2 separate regions of the Homo sapiens genome follow, and region 1 is linked to region 2. Evidence: read pairs that join two places in POLR2A ChIA-PET (ENCODE). Cell type or tissue: GM12878. All regions are shown on one strand. Each heading gives the region's core, and the rest is flanking DNA. Links, peaks and the distances in the headings are about the cores only.

Evidence for each region. Peaks named below come from ENCODE experiments on the same cell type or tissue, not always from the same donor. Only the 100,000 strongest peaks of a DNase experiment are listed, where the experiment ranks them.
Region 1: POLR2A ChIA-PET joins it to region 2 with 6 read pairs; 6 of 35 experiments call an interaction of 5 or more read pairs at or near these places.

Annotation. Positions count from the first base shown.
Region 1 is chr3:45,858,839-45,863,232 of GRCh38, forward strand. It overlaps a transcript of LZTFL1 not described here. Among named protein-coding and RNA genes, the nearest start is that of LZTFL1, 19 kb to the left of the region's middle. In GM12878, for the core only: no CTCF peak of the experiment used is centred there; a DNase peak (open chromatin) is centred at 2,493; H3K4me3 peaks cover 453 bases; H3K27ac peaks cover 1,463 bases.
Region 2 is chr3:45,799,040-45,803,433 of GRCh38, forward strand. All of the region lies in intron 2 of LOC107986082 (a long non-coding RNA gene), which reads left to right. Among named protein-coding and RNA genes, the nearest start is that of SLC6A20, 4.7 kb to the left of the region's middle. In GM12878, for the core only: no CTCF peak of the experiment used is centred there; no DNase peak of the experiment used is centred there.

The DNA of each region.
Region 1 (4,394 bases), core at 251-4,250, 60 kb after region 2:
ATACAAATATTTGTTATGAGATGTTTGCCACAGAAATCGGTGTTTGTTCACTTAAAGTTGTAAATTATGGTTTTCAGAGGAAGTTGATTTTATTTACTCACCTTGCGATTAATCCACTGTGAACTCTGGCCTCTAGGAAGCTGTCCAAGAAATAGGGACATAGTTGGAGGTGTTGCTCCTTGTAAAAATTATTTCACAGGTAAAAGTAAAAATGACTGACAGTAGAATCTAAAACAAAAGGCAGGATTTCTATTCTCCTGGATGGTGCTCGTTGATGATACACAACATGTAAGGCAGAAATGGGAACTAATCTCTTCCTGTTTTTAAAAATTTGCTATGCAGAGATAATTTTCATGTAATAATGAACTTAAAAGTCTGGTCTAAATATTCTACTCCATTCATATCTACCAGAAGGACATCTGACTCTCCCAGGCTTGAGTGCAGTGGTGAGATAATAGCTCCCTGCAGCCTCTAACTCCTGGCCTCAAGTGATCCTCCTGCCGCACCCTCCCAAGTAGCTGGGACTATAGGCACTAGCCATGGTGCCTGACTATTTTGTTGTTGTTGTTGTAGAGACAGCGTCTCGCTTTTTTGCCCACGGTGGTTTCAAACTTCTGGGCTCAATTGATCCTCCCACCTTGGCCTCCCAAAGTGCTGTGATTACAGATGTGAGCCACTGAATGTGGCCTATGCTGGTATTTTCACCAACAAAAAACACCAATGAAGTAGTTTTCTCATTTTTAAATGACAAAAATTAACGAATGAATGAAAGTGGATCTTTCACAGAGAACATTACATGGCTTTTTTTTTTTTTTTTTGGCAGAGTCTCACTCTGTTGCCCAGGCTGGCATGCAGTGGCATGATCTTGGCTCACTGCAACCTCTGCCTCCCAGGTTAAAGCGATTCTCATGCCTCAGCCTCCCAAGTAGCTGGGATTACAGGCTCCCACCACCACACCCGGCTAATTTTTATATTTTTAGTAGAGACAGGGTTTCACCATGTTGGCCAGGCTGGTCCTGAACTACTGACCTCAAGTGATCTGCCCGTATATAGCATTCTTAATAATGTACAGAACTGAAATAAAATTCACTTCATTTTTGAAAAATAAGAATTTGGGAAATTTGAAATAGAATGGCATTAAGTATATACTAATCATAGAATGCAACTCTAATAGTGTCTAATGATCACAGTATGATGACCAGCCACTGTAACTTTAAGGGAGAGAAAAAGAAAAATTTAATGTAGATTTTAAAATGTATACTTCTTGGGAGGCTGAGGTGGGAGGATGGTTTGAGCCCAGAAGGTGGAGGTTGCAGTGAGCCGAGATTGCGCCACTGCACTCCATCCTGGGCGACAGAGCCAGACACTGTCTCAAATAAATAAATAAATAAGTAAGTAAAATAAATAAAATGTATACTTGCAAGAATTTTTTTTTTCGAGAAATTATGCCATGAGAAGAGTGTGTGCCCATGAGTCTATATAGGGATGTATATGCATATAGGCATGTGCAAGAATGTGTGTGTGTATATGTGTGTGTGTTAGTTGGGAAGAACAGCAGTGAAAAGGAAAGGACTTTGGAATCCTAAGGTAATTCAGATGGTGGATGGACATTTATCTTATAAATGCTTTTTTTTTTTTGTTTTTTGGTAGGTGGTGAAAGTAGTAACACCAGCAAATGTGGAAAATCTGCTTTTCTCTTAATAAGATTGTGAGGTTCCCTTTGGAAGGCAAACTTTTTCTTTGCCTGAAATTAATCTCATTAATTTAGATTTTGTCAAAATAATTAGGCCAGGCTCATATGCTTCAGTATGAGGCCACCATGTGACAGAGCACATGGAACATGCAGTGTCATCTTGAAAAACGAATGATGAAGACAGGACAGGCTCCGGGTGGAGCTTTGGAGTGTAGGAAGAGGTTGCATTCTCACCTAGTCTCTTAAAGGGTTGCCTCAGCAAGGAAACCCAACCCAAGGAGTTTAATAAGTACGAAATCGTTGACCATTTTCATCTTTTCCCATCTTAATTTTAAAAATCACATATTTTTCCTGCTGCTAGGAGAGATTTTCTGCTGAAATCTTCCCACTGACTTCTGATCTAGTCCATTGCCAACATGTTTGTGCTTGACCCTCATTTGGGCATATTTCTTCTGGGTCTTTTAGTTAGGATTATTTTTAGAGAGAAGATAAGGGAAAATGAAATACCTCTATTCAGCACAGGGTCGAAGTACACTGGCCTTGTGCAGATGTGCTTAGGAGAGGCGATGGACACTAGAGAGGGCCCAGGAGTGGCATTTATTCCAAGCCTGCCTAGTATCAGTACAGAGACTGCCTGTGCGTATTATAATTATTTTGAAAGACTGTGAAGAAGCAAAACGAAAAAAAAAAAAAAACCCCAAAAACTCCCTTCCAGATCAAAACTTCAGAGGGCAAAAGTTCAAGAAAGGATTTATTTTTAATGTTGAAAGAGAAGAGATTGTGAGTAAAATCGAGAACAGTGATTAAAATGCAAAAGCCCGGGAAGCTCAGAAGTGCTGTTTGGTTTGCTGAATGTTTGTATTTTCTCAGTCAGAAGCCAGCCAAATATACCTGCCTTATTCCTGAAAGGTTTTTCTAACTGGCTGCTAGCCTACAATAAAAACCATTTTCTACAGCTTTAATGTGTGCTGAGGAGGGGTGGGGGAATGTTTAAAAGAAGTCCTATGAGTAAGTAGACCTTGCGATGATGCATTATAGCATTATATTTGCAAAGATATGTGTGCATGTGTGTATGTGTGTTTGTGCCTCTCTGTGCATGTGTGTGTGTGTTTGCATTCTTGTGCCTGCTTATTTGCAGATACAAGGGACAAAGTCACAGATAAGTAGGAGCATAGCTGAGACCATAAACTAGCAGTAAAGCACATAACTGATATGAATTCTACCACTTTCTTAGGCTTCATAACTTACGTCTCTTAGTGTAACTAAGTAGAAGAATTTACTTACCCCTTGCCTAAAAATGAAATCTATTTATGGAAGCCAAAAGCTGTGAGGGCCGTTTATATCATTTATTACAAACCTGTCCCTTGGAAAACCAAGATCCAAAAAAGCCATGTGGCTTGCCTAAGGTACCGAGTTTTTGTCAAAGTATTTTATTCCCCACCTGGTGGTCATTATCTTTGTCATTCTTATGGAGCTCATTTTTCCTGAGAAAATAAAAATCATATACGACCAGCTATGGACTTTTGGTAATCAAGCTCGTTTATCAAATGTGTATTGAGCACCTGATATATATGTGAGGCACCATCTTAGACTCTGGTGTCACAATGATGAAAACAGACATGGTCTCTGTTCTTGGGAGGTAAAGTGAGTCTTAAAGCTGTGTGAACTGGTTTTATGTATTTTGCTCTTCCTTTGAAGAAACTTACAAATTAATTGTAGCCTCTGGATCCTCCATCTGTACCAGCCAGGAACAGGCGGACCAGGCTGGAAAAACCCTTCAGCCTCCACTGGAGGGGAACAAACCTTGGCCATGCACGAGGTGAGGATCTGGGATGTGGTGGCTTCCCTTCAAACAGATCTGCTTCCCAGGGAAGTGACCAATAATGACACAGGACAAAATCAAAGTGCAACCTGCAGGACCATGCAGGGCATGGAGGAGATGGGATTCCCCACATTATCCTCCTCAGGAGTGATTTTCACAACAACAACAACACTGTTCTCTTCAGCACTTCTTCCACCAACCCTCGCGGGGAAACAGTGACTTACTGAGGGACCGTCTGACATGGGCTCTGACCCTCCTGGTTCTACAATCTGTTTTGTGGGAAAGAAATCTTACTTGCTGTAAGTAAGAAAAAAGAAAGTAATGGCTTTGGAGGCTTAGAAGCATCTTAAAGTATGGGCCGATCTACTAGCTTTTGACATTGGATCTGAGTTTATGCCAGCCGCAGTTGAAACATTGCTGACAACCAGTACTGAGAACTCTCATGGCTTGCAGCCTTCCCTCAGGCACTCTTCTGGAATTCTCCCATATCTTGAAGATGTGGAGGGAGCACAGATATAAGTAATAATGACAGTAATTTATTAGATGATCTCGCCTTTGTTCTCTAGGAAAGTAGTTCTTTCCAGAATGTTATCTTTGGAGCTACTCTTGTTTTGAAACTTTGTTTTAAATCAAACTCAGTTCTGACTGCTTCGGCTTCTGGTGAGAATAGTATTATGAGACCCAAGAATAATTCAATAAAAACACATGCATTGAATGTATATTCATGAGTCCATAATGATACTCAAAAAGAATACTGCCAGAAGAAACTCATTCGAGGCAGCTAATACCAATGTCTTATTTTGACATTGTGTAACTGAAAGAAAAGTGCGTCTAATGTCCTTCAGGTAGGAACTATATTTCAAGGTAAACAAATAGCTC
Region 2 (4,394 bases), core at 223-4,222:
TGTCAGTGGTGTCTTCTAATGAAGAGATATTTTTAACTTTAACAAAGTCCAATTTCCCAATCTTTTCCTTTAGTGTCCTCCTTTGGTGGTTTTTCTTATGTCCTGTTTAAGAAAGCACTCCTTTATCAACTCCAAGGCTGTGAAGATATTCCTGAGAATATATAAGACTCAGGCAAAATGAGTCTCAGCCATCCATAGATAGGGCTACCCGCCCTCCCCCTACAAAGGACTCCTCACAGCAATGGCAGCAGACGGAGTGCCAGCATTTTCTTGTGCTGGTTCCCTGGGCTCCAATTCGACGGGGCTGCCTTTTTAAAGTGGTTTTGCATTGTTTAGGCAGAAGGCTTGTTGCTGCCTCCAGCTATCTGCTTGCATGTTCTTGTTCTCATATATGAGTTATTCCTAGAGGGTACCTGGCTATGCAGTGACCTTCAGGAACTGGGCACTTTGGAGAGATGCCTCACCTGGACCATGAGGCTGCTGGGACCTTGTTGGTTTGATGGAGGCAAGGCCTCTCTTTAATTCCCTACCTCTGAGATCAGGCCAGCACCTCCTTCCATTCATACTGCTATACTCCCTGGGAGCCCATCCAGTATGTGAGACCCTGTGTGGTAGCTTTGGGCAGCACGAAGAATCACCCAGATAACCCCAAAGAGCAGTAAGTAAATGCAATGGGGCAGATAATCAGGGCTCCTGGTAGGGTCCCCATGACTTTCTGAAGCCTATGTGACAGCTCTCATCTGACAAGGCCAGTTGTGCTGCTGGGACTCATAGAGTGGAGAGGACAGGCCTGGAAGGGTTGGGGGGCTTCCGCAGAGAGCCAGCAAGACAGAGGGTGGAGAGGAGTGGTAGGCTGGCAGGTATGTAACCACTGGCTCTCTGCAGAAAAAGCTCTGATTTGTCACATTTGCCAATTTCTGTGGTGTAAACACTTTTACTATGACTTTTTTTTTTTTTTTTTTTTTTTTTGACAGTGTTTTGCTGCAATGCCCAGGCTGGAGTGCAGTGTCACAATCTTGGCTCACTGCAACCTCCGCCTCCCGTGTTCAAGCAATTCTCCTGCCTCGGCCTCCTGAGTAGCTGAGATTACAGGTGCCCACCACCACGCCCGGCTAATTTTTGTATTTTTGGTAGAGATGGGGTTTCACCATGTTGGCCAGCCTGGTCTTGAACTCCTGACCTCACGTGATCCACCCGCCTTGGCCTCCCAAAGTGCTGGGATTACAGGCATGAGCCACCTCACCTGGCCTTACTATGACTGATTCTAAGCTACCAAAGTGATGTCACTAAACGTGGAGACATGCAGTAGCACACCATTGTACTGAGTCTCCACTATCCAGATCCAACAGGCATAGATAATAGTACAGTCAATAATTAGGAAGTGCCAAGTTTTGTGTATTTATTACCTCTGTTTTAAATAACTTATTCAATTGCTAGCTTATGTAGTTTAATTCTTAGTGGCCATGTTTAACAACCAGCCCACAGAATTCTAGAAAATTTACCAGTTGGCTCTCAAGAGTGTGTGGCAGCTGGCTTTGGCATTCAGCAGGGGGATTGGGGCTAGGGAAATCACTTCTGCATGGCAGGGACAAGGGGAGTGAGTTCAGCTCAGTGGTGTCTGGTGCCCCATGGCAATGGGGTTTTCAGCTTAGCTGAGCCCCACTCTGAGTGCTCCTTGGGGCCTCCACTGCTAGTATGCAAGACACTGCCTGTGGACCGGTCTCACTGTGCCCCATGTCACTCAGGACAGACTTACCTGCAGGATAGAAGGCTAGCATGCCTTAGTTATCTGATTTCCGGAAGGGGTGGAGACACTGGGGAGGGCCCTGACTCAGTTGTATGGGTGTGGGCTCCTGGGCCCGTGCCAGGGTTCCTGATTACCCTGCCGACCATGAAGTTCATGCCACTTTCAATAATTTGCTCATCCTAGTGATGCCATTGTTACTTAACCACCCTCAGTGGCTCCCAGTCACCACAAGATAAAGTCCAAACTCCTTAGCCTGGTCTGTAAAGTTTTGAGGATTTTTAAAATTGGGCCCTGAGGAATTTAACTCTTGCACACCTAGGCTCCAGGAGAAGCTAAACTTTTCACTTTCCGGAATGTGCATTTTTATACTTCTGGGATGTCTCTCAGCCAAGAGCACCTCTGCTTTCTCAACCCAGAAAAATCCTGTCCTTTCTCTTGACCCAGATGATTTATTACCTCTTTTTAAAATTTAAATTTTAACACATTAATTTTTTTAGAGATGAGGTCTCACTATGTTGTCCATGCTGGTCTTGAACTCCTGGGCTCAAGCAATGCTCCAGCCTCAGCCTCTTAAAGTGCTGGGATTACAGGCATGAGCCACTATGCTTGGCCTTTTACCCTTTTTAAGAAGCCCCAGAACCCCATCTGCAGCTGGAATATATTGCTTGCTCTTCCCTGCCCCCGGGCCCTGGGTACATACCTGACTTTTCTTTTTGAGACGGAGTTTTGCTCTTGTTGCCCAACCTGGAGTGCAATGGCTCACTGCAACCTCTGCCTTCTGGTTTCAAGCAATTCTCCTGCCTCAGCCTCCTGAGTAGCTGGGATTACAGGTGCGTGCCACCACACCTGGCTAATTTTTGTATTTTTAGTAAACACAGGGTTTCATTGTGTTGGCCAGGCTGGTCTCAAACTCCTGACCTCGTGATCCACCCGCCTTGGCCTCCCAAAGTGCTGGGATTACAGGTGCGAGCCACCACGCCTGGCCCATAGCTGACTTGTAATGCCTGCCAGTGCTGTGCTGTCATGAAGAGTGCATCGTATGTGTCCCCTCTGGACTATGGCTCGCATCATGCCTTACTCATCCTTTTCTCCCTAGTGCCAGGTACATGGTTGAATCTCAATAAAAGTCAGCTGGTAAAGGAAAAACCTGCTGCAGATTCGAAGCATTTAAGTACAAGTTCATTTCTGTTGTTCACAGCTTCGGCAACAGTCAGATGTCTGCATTTTAGAACATTTCTTCAGCACATTCAAGTTCTTGACATGACTGTTCTCCCTGCTGCCCAAAGCACTTGCTCGCTATCCCTCAGGGAGCACAAAGACTCACACAGTACAAATAGGAGTGTAGAAGCCAGCAGGAGGAGATTCTGCAAAGGAAATGCTGGGGCTGCTGTGGGGACTTGCCTAGCTCAGGTGGTGAAGGAGAACCTGTGTGTGCACGTGCACACATGTGTGCGTGTATGTATGTGTATGTGGTGCCAAGGAGGTGGGAATGCCCCAACTTTTCCCTGAACCCTGGGACTCTCTTGGCTGCAAGTGGAGCTTCTGACCTCAGAGCCCCGGTGTCTCAGAGCTGCCAAGCTCCTTGGAGCAATGCTCCTCAAACATCAGCGAATCCCCTGGGGGTCTTGGTCCAATGCAGATGCTGGCTCAGTAGGTCCGGGACGGCACCTGCGATTCTGCATTTCCCACAAGCCCCCAAGGAATGGTGGTGCTGTTGGTCCAAGGCCCTCATTCCAAATCAGACCCATCGATACTCCCGTTCTCCAACCATGTTTGCCATTTTTGCCAATAGCCATATTTATCATGTTTGTGAACCATGTGGACTGTTATTTATTTATCATTTTTCTTTAAATTAATTCACTTTTCACTTCAATACATTTAAAAACAAAATTTTACATCACTACCATACACGTAAAGCTAGTGTTTTTAAAATTCATTTAAGATAAATTGAAGAAAATTTAAAAAGTTTAAATGTCTATGTCTGGTGCTGCCTCAAAACACCTTACGTACTCCCAGCGGCAGATGTCCCATATTGGGCACCACAGACCTTGCCCACGAACTGTGCCACAGAGCCCTAGAATTTCATGAATGTGCCTGTAGGACTGTGCCCAGGGCTTGGACAGGTTGGTGGGAATCCAACCAGAGTAGCCCCACCACCATATCTTGATATCCTGTATTGTGTTTCTGTGTGGAATTTTATTTGACAAAAAGTTAAGGTCCAAAACTATCAGAAACCCACTGCTGAGCCCATACATTTGTTTTAGAGAAGCCCTGGAGTTTGCTGTCCGATATGGTAGCCACTAGCCACATATCTTTACTTAACTTCAATTAAAATGAAGTACAATTAAAAATTCAGTTCCTCAGTCACATTTCAAGAGCACAATAGCCACATGTGGTTAGTGGCTACTGTCGGGACAGCACTTACATAGAACATTTCCATCACTGCAGAAAGTTCCATTGGACAGTCCTGACTTGTGGAAGCTGGGAGAAGAATTTGGTGATAATGCTTGCCACAGTCTCTTGCATTCTGGGCCTGGACTGTGGGCAGCTGCTTGGGATAAAGTAATGTCCCTCACACTGTCCCTTTGTTCTCAGAGAAGGAAAGATGGGACCTTCCTTCTCTCCTCTCCTCTGCCTCTCAAGATGC